Linked DNA regions of Homo sapiens: region 2 is linked to region 1. A link is an interaction called in ENCODE POLR2A ChIA-PET data of the cell type or tissue named here. Cell type or tissue: Panc1. All regions are shown on one strand. Region 1 overlaps COQ2 (coenzyme Q2, polyprenyltransferase). Region 2 overlaps HELQ (helicase, POLQ like).

What was found. ChIA-PET counts read pairs that join two places held together with the same protein. Peaks named below come from ENCODE experiments on the same cell type or tissue, not always from the same donor. Only the 100,000 strongest peaks of a DNase experiment are listed, where the experiment ranks them.
Region 2: POLR2A ChIA-PET joins it to region 1 with 6 read pairs; 5 of 35 experiments call an interaction of 5 or more read pairs at or near these places.

The regions. Positions count from the first base shown.
Region 1 is chr4:83,268,480-83,273,479 of GRCh38, reverse strand. It overlaps COQ2 (coenzyme Q2, polyprenyltransferase), which reads left to right. Exons shown (of 7, transcript NM_001358921.2): 4 at 1,308-1,393; 5 at 3,487-3,620. Among named protein-coding and RNA genes, the nearest start is that of COQ2, 14 kb to the left of the region's middle. In Panc1, no CTCF peak of the experiment used is centred here; no DNase peak of the experiment used is centred here; H3K27ac peaks cover 2,495 bases.
Region 2 is chr4:83,407,034-83,412,033 of GRCh38, reverse strand. HELQ (helicase, POLQ like) reads left to right here. Exons shown (of 18, transcript NM_133636.5): 18 at 4,474-4,688. The coding sequence ends at 4,581. Among named protein-coding and RNA genes, the nearest start is that of HELQ, 46 kb to the left of the region's middle. In Panc1, no CTCF peak of the experiment used is centred here; no DNase peak of the experiment used is centred here.

The DNA.
Region 1 (5,000 bases):
CCACATCATGTATAAAATCTCTCCTTTGAAATGGAGAAAATAGGAATAAAATGAAATATCTTTATCACAAAGTTGTTCATTTGCTACTTATTAAGCATCTGTAAGTTAGCAAGTGTAAGTAACTCACCACACATTTTTAAATCTGCTTCAAGAATGCTTTCAGCCAAAGGAGTTAAGAAATGAACATTTAATTTGTTTTGAACCACCTTCAGTATTTGTACTACATTCCCTAAGGGACACAAGGCAATTTCATAGGTTTTCTAAGTGCGTGCATGGATGTGTGTGTATACACCCACACATATATAATTTTATTTATGTTGACAGTATCTCTAAAGTAGACTTAAAGCAGAAGTGATTATATTCATTTTGCAAAAAGAGGAACTATGTCTTTCCCAGGGTGGTGTTACTAATCAATGACTGAAGAAAGAAGTGGGAGGACTCATTCCTGTATCTCTTAAACAAGACAAAACGAAACTTTTGTGTATCAGATTGCGGTTTACAAAGTGCTTCAATGCGAGAGAAGAAAGACAAAAAGTTACTTTATGGAGACTAGACTTAATTGCGTGCCTTGCCCTGATAGCATCAATTACATGACAATACCTTTGGAAGGTTATTTCTGGAAGGGGTAGTGTTAGATAAACTTTGAGGTCCTAAGAACGTCTTATTTTATCACATTTTCATAGGTGTTTCCTTTTTTCTAGAAAAGTAACACTGCATCATATATATAAGGAGGGATATCTTGACTCTAATTATTAGTTAGGACATCTTAGTTTATTAGATGCCTTAATGTTTGCAAACAGTTCAGAGAGGCAGTAACATTTGGTAGTTAACATTTGGTGGTTGATAGGTTGGACTCTGGAGCCAGACTGCCTTAGGTTTGAATCTAGGCTCTTCTATGACTAGCTATATGACAATTAGCAAACTACTTAATTTCTTTGTGCTTCAGTTTTCCCATCTGCAAAAAAGGAAGAGAATAAAACTTTATATTATAATACCTGCCTTTTGGAGTCATTGTGAAGATTATAATGAATTAACAAGTGTGATTCACTTAGAATAGTGCTTAATACATGATAGTACTGTATGTGTTAGCTATTATTTTGTTTGATTGTTTTATAACATTTAAAGTAGTTTTCTACTCATCCTTTATAATAGGGAAAGTCGAAGGCTAGGAAGATAACTTACATAAAATATAATTTAAGATAAAATATATTTTCCAATTAGTATTACTTATGTCATTGTCTTAAAGTATTTCGTGGTTTCTAAGAGGTAGTGGTAATAATCACTTTAATGGTTTTTCCTCTTTTCAGTATAGCTCTGGGAGCAGGATCCTTACTTCTTGTCATCACCTACCCACTAATGAAAAGAATTTCATACTGGCCTCAACTAGCCTTGGGTGAGCTTACAATAACTAAAAGTATTTCCTTTGATATTTGCAAACTACACTTTTATGGAGAGATAGGTAAATAGGTAAAGATGAAATGACAAATCAGTCATGTAATTTTCCTAACCAATAGTAGATTTTCGTACTTTAAAGGAGAGCAGTTAGCTATTTTTATTAGTTCAGAAATATTGCATATTTATTAGGGTTATCATCATCATCATTATTTTTTCCTCTCCTCTCTCCCCCACTGCTCCCCTCCCCTACACTCTCCTCTCCCCTCTTCTCTGAGACAGGGTCTTGATCTGTTGCTCAGGCTGGAGTGCAGTGGCACCATCTCAGCTTACTGCAGCCTTGACCTCCCAGGCTCAAGTGATCCTCCCACCTCAGCCTCTTGAGTAGCTAGGATTACAGGCATTGACAACCCTGCCTGGCTAATTTTTGTATTTCTTGTAGAGACAGGGTTTCGCCATGTTGCCCAGGCTGGTCTCAAACCCCTGAGCTCAAGCGATCTGCCTGCCTTGGCTTCCCAAAGTGCTGGGATTATAGATGTGTGCCATCACGCCTGGCCATTGCTTTCTGAAATGCTTTTTTAAAAATCTAGGTATGTCATGAAAAAATGTTTGATCTAGATGCCCTGAAGAATTTGGGGGATGGGGTAGGAAGCACTCTGTGGCAGGAAAACAAGGGTTAAAGTGTATGTGATAGCTTAGACAGCTCGTATTCTGTGAAGCCTCTCAGGAAGAAGTTAGACAGTCTCTTCTGGGCTACCATAGGATTCTAATCCGGCACTTACTTATTTCAGCAGCATTAATTCAACCAAGAATACGTTGAGAGCCTCCTATGGTCTCCAGTTAATAAATTGTGGCCCAGCATTTAGCATAGCACTTGGTGCGGTGTAGGTATTGAATACATACTTGTTGGTGAAAAGAAAGAAACATAGTTAGGTAAGCAGGTATCAGAATCTGCTGCAAAAATATCTATTCCCAGACTTTTCTATTCTATTCCTAGAATGATTCTAGTTCTTTGAATCATTTTTTTCAGTAAATGAAAGAACTAAAAGCAACTCAAGAAATTGATGTGAGCCTGATTTGTGGGAAAGTTGTGGTAGAATATTTATCTTTTTCTAAGATCCTCTCATTGAATGTTCTCTTTATTAAATTTGAAATTATATTCTCAATATAAGCATTTCCTATCTATAAGATAATATTAAGAAGCTGGTATATTTACTCCAAACATTTACTGAACCCCTACATTTACTTCGTGCTAGGAATTGCAGCAGGTACTGGGAAAATAAAAATGACTAAAACACCCTGACCATCTTTAAGGAGTTGGAGATGGAGATGACAGATAAACAGGTCATTGCAGTACAACGTGTCAGGCAGGAGTGCTATGGGACCACAAAGGAGAGGCACTTCATCAGTTAAGGAGGGGACATGAGTGGAAATAGGTAATACAGGAGGAGAAAAGGGGTTTCTGAGAAAAGATATCTGGGACACATTGAGTTTAAGGTACATGAGCAACTTGCAGGCAGAGAAGTCCAGCAGACTGTTCAGTATGCAGTCTGGAGCTTAGGAGAGTTATCAGGCTTGCAAGTGGAGATTTGAGAGCTGTCAACATGTAGGTGTTTGTTTACAGTCCTCAGAGATGATGCCATTGTGGAATAGATCAGTGTTCGTATGTATATTCATGTTTCAGTAGCTGATAGGGGAGGCAGAGTGGTAACAGAAAGAACATGGGTTTTTGAGTCAGAGAGATGTAAGTTCAGATCCCAGCATCTTCTGTTATTGGTAGTGCCGTGCACCATATTAGGTGGGATAAATCTTCTCTTTAAACCTCCTATTTACTTAATTAGGGGATATTATTCTTTTTATTAGCTCTGTTACTTTAGTTGTTAATTAACCTCTCTGAGCTTGTTTTGTTTTTTGTAAAATGGAGCTAATAAGTACCACCGAGAGTTGAAAGGGTTTAAGGAAGGAACCCACAGAAAGCAGCACACACAGAGTCTGATACCCAGGAGCACTGAACACACTCCGATGCCACTCCTTCCCTTTAGGATTCTAAAGTACATACAGACTTTCCCCCTTTTTGTGTTTTGCTAATTGTAGGCTTGACATTTAATTGGGGAGCGTTACTTGGATGGTCTGCTATCAAGGGTTCCTGTGATCCATCTGTTTGCCTGCCTCTTTATTTTTCTGGAGTTATGTGGACACTAATATATGATACTATTTATGCCCATCAGGTAAAGAAATTATCTTTTCTTAACTTTGGTTTAGTTGTTGCTGTTTTTAAAGAACCAAATTAAGGAGAAAGCATTTTTTTCTAAAATTTGTTGTTGTTTTTTAAGAACTTTAAGAACCAAATTAAGGAGGAAGAATTTTTTTTTTCTAAAAAGAAAGTCATTCACAGTTCCATGGCTCCAACAAAATTTTTTTTATGTTTATGTGTGTTTACCAAAATTCAACTCATTTATTTTATTTACAAGCAATAAAGTAGTATTTACTATGTGCCAGGCACTGTTTTAAGTACTTTACAGACTTAATCCCCCAACAGTCTTTGAGGAAAGTACTTACATTATCCTCATTTAACAGAAGAGGAAATATGTGAAGAAGTATTTGTCCATGTCACACAGTTAGTGGGTGGCAGAACTGCGATTCAAACCCAGTGTTCAGAGACTGCTTTTAACCACTACATTCTTCTGTCCCTCTAATCATTGAATTATGCAACTTTTTTACTTGGTGTAGTTAGTGAACATTTTCCCATATTTTTACCAATTCTTTGTCATTGTCACTTTAAGACTATGGACTATGAGATAGTCCATGCCCCAATTTAACATGCCATAAATTCGATGTACCATAATTAAAAAAAAATTCACAGTTTCTCTATTTTGGCTACTTGTTTCTGAGTTTTCACAATTATAAGTAATATTGTTCTAATCATTAATACTTCTTGAATAGGAGTTTTTCAGTTAAATTTTTAGAAGTGGTATTATTGACTTAAAGGATTATATGCATTTTTATAGCTTTTGATATTGCCTTTTTGATAAATTCCATTTTAAAAACTCATTTTTTTCTTTTACATTTATAAACTCTCCCCCAGCTTTAATGAGAAGTAACTGACAAATAAAATTATGCATATTCAAGGTATACAGTGTGATGATTTGATAGTACATGTTCTGAGAATACATTTATAAACTTTTCAAAAAAGTTTTTCTCAGTATTTTTCTGAAATATGATTATATATTCTCAGTCATTTACTTGAAGAATATGTCTGGATTTCATTCTGTTTTCTTCCACTAAACCCCCTATGCCCTGCTACATTTGTAGTATCATGAAAAGGCGGATCTGTAATCAGTCTTACTTCCAAAGTGAAACTTGACTTACAGGTTAGAAGAGATGCCTGTACTTTTTGCGGTAAGGTCTGGAATGAGTGCTTAGGATACCAGTACTCCAATTAGATTAACAACTTCAGGAAAACACCACATACTCATTGGCACTTTTGTGGTTCACATAATAACTATAGACACAGTTTGCACCCTGAAGGTGATTCTAGTATGAAAGGAAAAACAGAAACACCCACAGTCATTGTTATTTGGATTTGGGCCCCAAAAGAGAGCCTGTCA
Region 2 (5,000 bases), 140 kb before region 1:
CCATAAGCAATAAACCCATGTTTGCTGCTAGGTAGCTTTCTCAATGTGCTTCCTATATGTAGTTCAAGAATATTGAAGTTCAAGAGTTCAGGCTCAGGTGTAGTGGCTCACACCTGTAATCCCAGCACTTTGAGAGACCAGAGTGGGAGAATCACTTAAGGCCAGGAGTTTGAGGTCAGCCTGGGCAACATAGCAAGACCCTGTTCCTACAAAAGAAATTTTTTTTTTTAATTAGCCAGGCATGGTGATGTGTGCCTGTGGTACTCATGAGGCTGCAATGGGAGGATCATTTGAGCCTGGGAGATGAAGGCTGCAATCAGCTATGATCATGCCACTGCACTCCAACCTGGGCAACAAAGCGAGACCTTATCTCTATTTTATTTTTAATTTAATTAAATTAATTAATTTTATTTATTTATTTATTTATTTTGAGACAGGGTCTGACTCTGTCACCCAGGCTGGAGTGCAGTAGCATGATCTTGGCTTGCTGCAGCCTTAACCTCCCAGGCTCAAGCAATCCTCCTACTTCAGCCTCCCAAGTAACTGCGACCACAGGCGGGCACCACTATGCCTAACTAAATTACCTTTTTAAATTTATTTTTCACCATGCTGCCCAGGCTGGTCTCCAACTCCTGAGCTCAAGTGATCCACCCTCCTCAGCCTCCCAAAATGCTGGGATTACGAGTGAGCCACCATGCCTGGGGGAGACCCTATCTCTAAATTTAAAAAAAAAAAAGTTCAAAGGCACTTGATGTTTTGTATTGTCTGTCTCTTTTTATTCAATCTAGTATAATATCTTTTAAAACACTGCAGTTTCTTATTTGTCTATTTATAATCTCTATGTTGCTTGACTTTCTTTTTTTTTTTTTTTTTTTTGAGACAAGGTCTCCCTCTCACTCCAACTGGAATGCAGTGGCACAATCATGCCTCACTGCAACCTTAGCCTCCCAAGCTCAGGTGATCCTCCCACTTCAGCCTCCCAAGTAGCTGGGACCACAGGCATGCACCACCACACCCAGCTAATTTATGTAATTTTTTTTTTTTTTTTAGAGATGGGGTTTCTCCATGTTGCCCGGTTTGGTCTCGAACTCCTGGGCTCAAGCAATCTGCCCACCTTGGCCTCCCAAAGTGCTGGGGTTACAAGTGTGAGCCACCTTGCCTATCCTAGCTTGGCTTTCTTACAGTGTGGATGCTAGGATCTGAGGGGGAGGATTCACATGACCTTGGAATGATCTCATTTCAAGACCCCAAGGCCTTTCTTAAACTGAGACCTGTCATGTGGCATCATTTCTTCTGCATTCTATTAGTTATAAGTGAATCACAAAGGCTAGCACAGATTCAAGAGGAGAATTAGATCCCGTCTCTCAATGAAGGTGTCAAAGAATTTCCAATCATCTTTAATTTGCCACACTAATCCCATACAGGACTTGCTATATAGTCTTCCTCTTTTTCATATTTGTACTTCCTTTCTCCAATAATGAGAAACCTCATCCCTGTGTTTATTAATATATTTCTGTTTTCCTCAATCTTAGAATGCACTGAAAGTAACTGCAGAATTGTTAAATTATACCACTCCAAAAAAAACAAACATTCAGTATTTATTTACAGCACTTTTTGTCTTCAGTCTGAGAGTATATAATTAAAATAATGTGTTAAAATGTTACTTGGTTTGGGGTTTAAAAAAATCTGCTTCAGTGTGGCTGTTATACATTTGAAACACAAATTCTACTGGTATTCCATTTTATTTCCTCTCCTTCCCTCACAGATATTTTTTTAGGGGGAGTGGGGAGGAACTAGGTCTCTGTCACCCAGGCTAGAGTGCAGTAGCACCATCATAGCTCACTGCAGCCTTGAACTCCCAGGCTCAGGTGATCCCACCTTAGCCTCCTGAGTGGCTGGGACTATAGGTATGGGCCACCATTCCTGGCTAATTTTTTGTTGTTGTTGTAGAGGCTTGGTCTCACTGCATTGCCCAGGCTGGTCTCTAACTTCTGGCCTCAAGCAATCCTCCTGCCTCAACCTCCCAAAGTGCTGGGATTATAGGTCTGAGCCACCATGCCCGGCCTATCTCGTTTTTATTCTCTTTATTGTTTTCCTGCTTTTTAAATTTTTTCAGTGGCCCTAATTAGGTTTTTTATTTAAATCTGTTTTTCTATGGACACCCAGTTATTTAGTTATAGTTATTAGTTTTTATTTCTAATATGATTTTGCCTTTTTCTTTTATTTCATTCCTGAGCTCAGTCAACTTTTGTATCATTTCTTCCAGTTTTTGTCCATGTCGGTTCTTAGTTTTTTAACTTCTTATTTAGAGAGCATTTCTACTCCTCCTCATATCTCCAGATTTTTATTTGAGAATATTTAATTTTGTTTGGAGTGTTGTGTTACAGTTTTTCTGCTTCATGGTTTGCTTTCAGGAAGGGAAATTTTTATGAGATGAAGAGTTTGGGTTCTTATTGGTTTTCTTTTCTCTTTTTTTTTTTGAGACAGAGTATCGCTCTCTTGCCCAGGCTGGAGTGCAGTGGTGCAATCTTGGCTCACTGCAAGCTCCGCCTCCCAGGTTCACGCCATTCTCCTGCCTCAGCCTCCTAAGTAGCTCGGACTACAGGCGCCGGCCACCTTGCCTGGCTAAATTTTTTTTTGTATTTTTAGTAGAGATGGGGTTTCACTGTGTTAGCCAGGATGGTCTCGATCTCCTGACCTCATGGTCTGCCCACCTTGGCCTCTCAAAGTGCTGGGATTACAGGCATGAGCTACCATGCCCAGCCTTGTTTTCTTTTTATATAGTAGTTTTGTATAGATGAGAACTGCTTGTGCCTCTGCATATCTTGGACAACACAGTCATTTGGAATGATTTATGAGATCCCAGTTCAAGAGTGTTCTCTTCTGTCAGAGTAGCAAAGTATTTTTCTTTAATGGATGACTTGGGGTGGGAGAGGAATGCAAGTTTGTTTGTTTGTTTGTTTAATTTCCTTTTGCCCTACAAGATTGTAAATTTTGTCCTTTTTTCCTCTTCCTCTCATGGCTGAGCTTCCAAAAGGCACCTCCCTTTTCACCCATTCTCTCCCCTAAAAGCATTGCCTTTCGAAGACTGCCTCCTAGAGTCCCACATGCATTTTAAATATCTTCCTATAAACAATGCTTTAATCAACCAACATTCTTTTTTCAGTATTTTTATATTTGGGTAGGCTTTTTCTCTCTGGAGGTGATCTTATTTCATTTTAGACCCTCTATTTCCCTCTTATCTTGTTCATGTGTTTTTTTTTTCTCAACCCCATCTGGATCTCTGCAAACACTTGGGTGGGAGCTCAAGAAACTGGTTTTGGCTGAGTGTAGTGGCTCACACTATAATCCCAGCACTTTGGGAGGCCAAGGCAGGAGGATCGTTTGAGCCCAAGAGTTTGAGAACAGCCTGGACAACATAGGGAGATCCAGTCTCTACAAAAAAAGCTTTTTAAATTTTTTCTAATTAAAAAAAAAAAAAGAGGCTGGGCATGGTGGCTCACACCTGTAATCCCAGCACTTTGGGAGGCTGAGGCAGGCAGATGATGAGGTCAAGCAGTGGAGACCATCCTGGCCAACATGGTGAAACCCCATCTCTACTAAAAATACAAAAATTAGCTGGGTGTGGTGGTGCATGCCTGTAGTCCCAGCTACTCAGAAGGCTGAGGCCTTCTGAATCACTTGAACCTGGGAGGCGGAGGTTGCAGTGAGCTGAGATCACGCCACCGTGCTCCAGCCAGGCGACAGAACAAGACTCCGTCTAAAAAAGAAAAAAAGGCGGGTGGGGGGGAGCGGAATTTATTCTTCCACAAATTGGTGGGCTTTTTTAAACAAGTAATTTGAGGTTCTTGATATTCTCTGTATTATAGTAATACTAACACAAGGGTTTTGTGTAGTTTACTTATTATTCTTATTGATCTATATAGCTTATTATTTGGTAAAAATTCATTGACATCTTTCATATGCCATGTTTGGAAATACTTTTTTTGCTCATTATGTTGCTTTTGAAATTAACAGTTTTAAGTTTAGGAACTTGAATAAAACTTTTATTTGAAATACTGGTAGCTTTTTAAAGCATACTAAATTTTGAGGAATAATAAAATGCATATATATAAAGGATAACATTTTTCAGGAGCTAATTAAATTTTTGCAAAATTGTCTTAGATTTTATAGATTAAAAGTTAATTTTTAAGTGGCTGAGTCTTCAATAAAACAAATCTTTGGGAGAATTAAAGCTCCTTTATTTTTGGTATACTAAAAGGCAGTGATCAGCTAAAATGGTTTTAACTAAATGCCTCATCTTCATTGACTATAATCGTTTATTCTTAAGTGGCCATTTTTCAATCTCATTATAGTTTTAATGTCTAGATTTCTGATGTGTAAGGATTCAGGTGTTCAATGGACAGTGGTAAAATTGTTGGCAATTCTCTAGCAATGCATATTTTGGCCTCACGTCTTAATTTTTTAATGTAGATGCTGTTGCATGAAAAAGCAGAAGCCCTGCAAGAAGAGGTAGAAGAGTTACTAAGATTGCCTTCTGATTTCCCTGGTGCTGTGGCTTCTTCCACTGACAAAGCATGAAGCTATCTGATGAGAATTTTCATATATGAATTATTTATTGTACATGTGTGTTATTAAAGATAACTTATACTTTATAAATGAAAAAATACATTTCAGTTATACATTAAGAACTACGAATAATGTTTGAATATACCTCTTCCCACTAACAATTCATTCTTTGGAATACTTACACATTATTTCTCTGCTAAACAGACTATAGTGTCCACCACAAAATGAAATTCAACTTCATCAACATTGTGCTCAACCTTTTTATCCAGATCTTTCATTATTCTCTTACCCATTTCTTTCATCAAATTGGACTATTTGAAATCCCCAGAATTTTTCTTAGGATTTCCAAACCCTCCATTTCCTAACTGCTTTATATTATTTCCAATGCATGAAAATTATCTTTAAAATGCACTAATACTTCAAGGATTAAC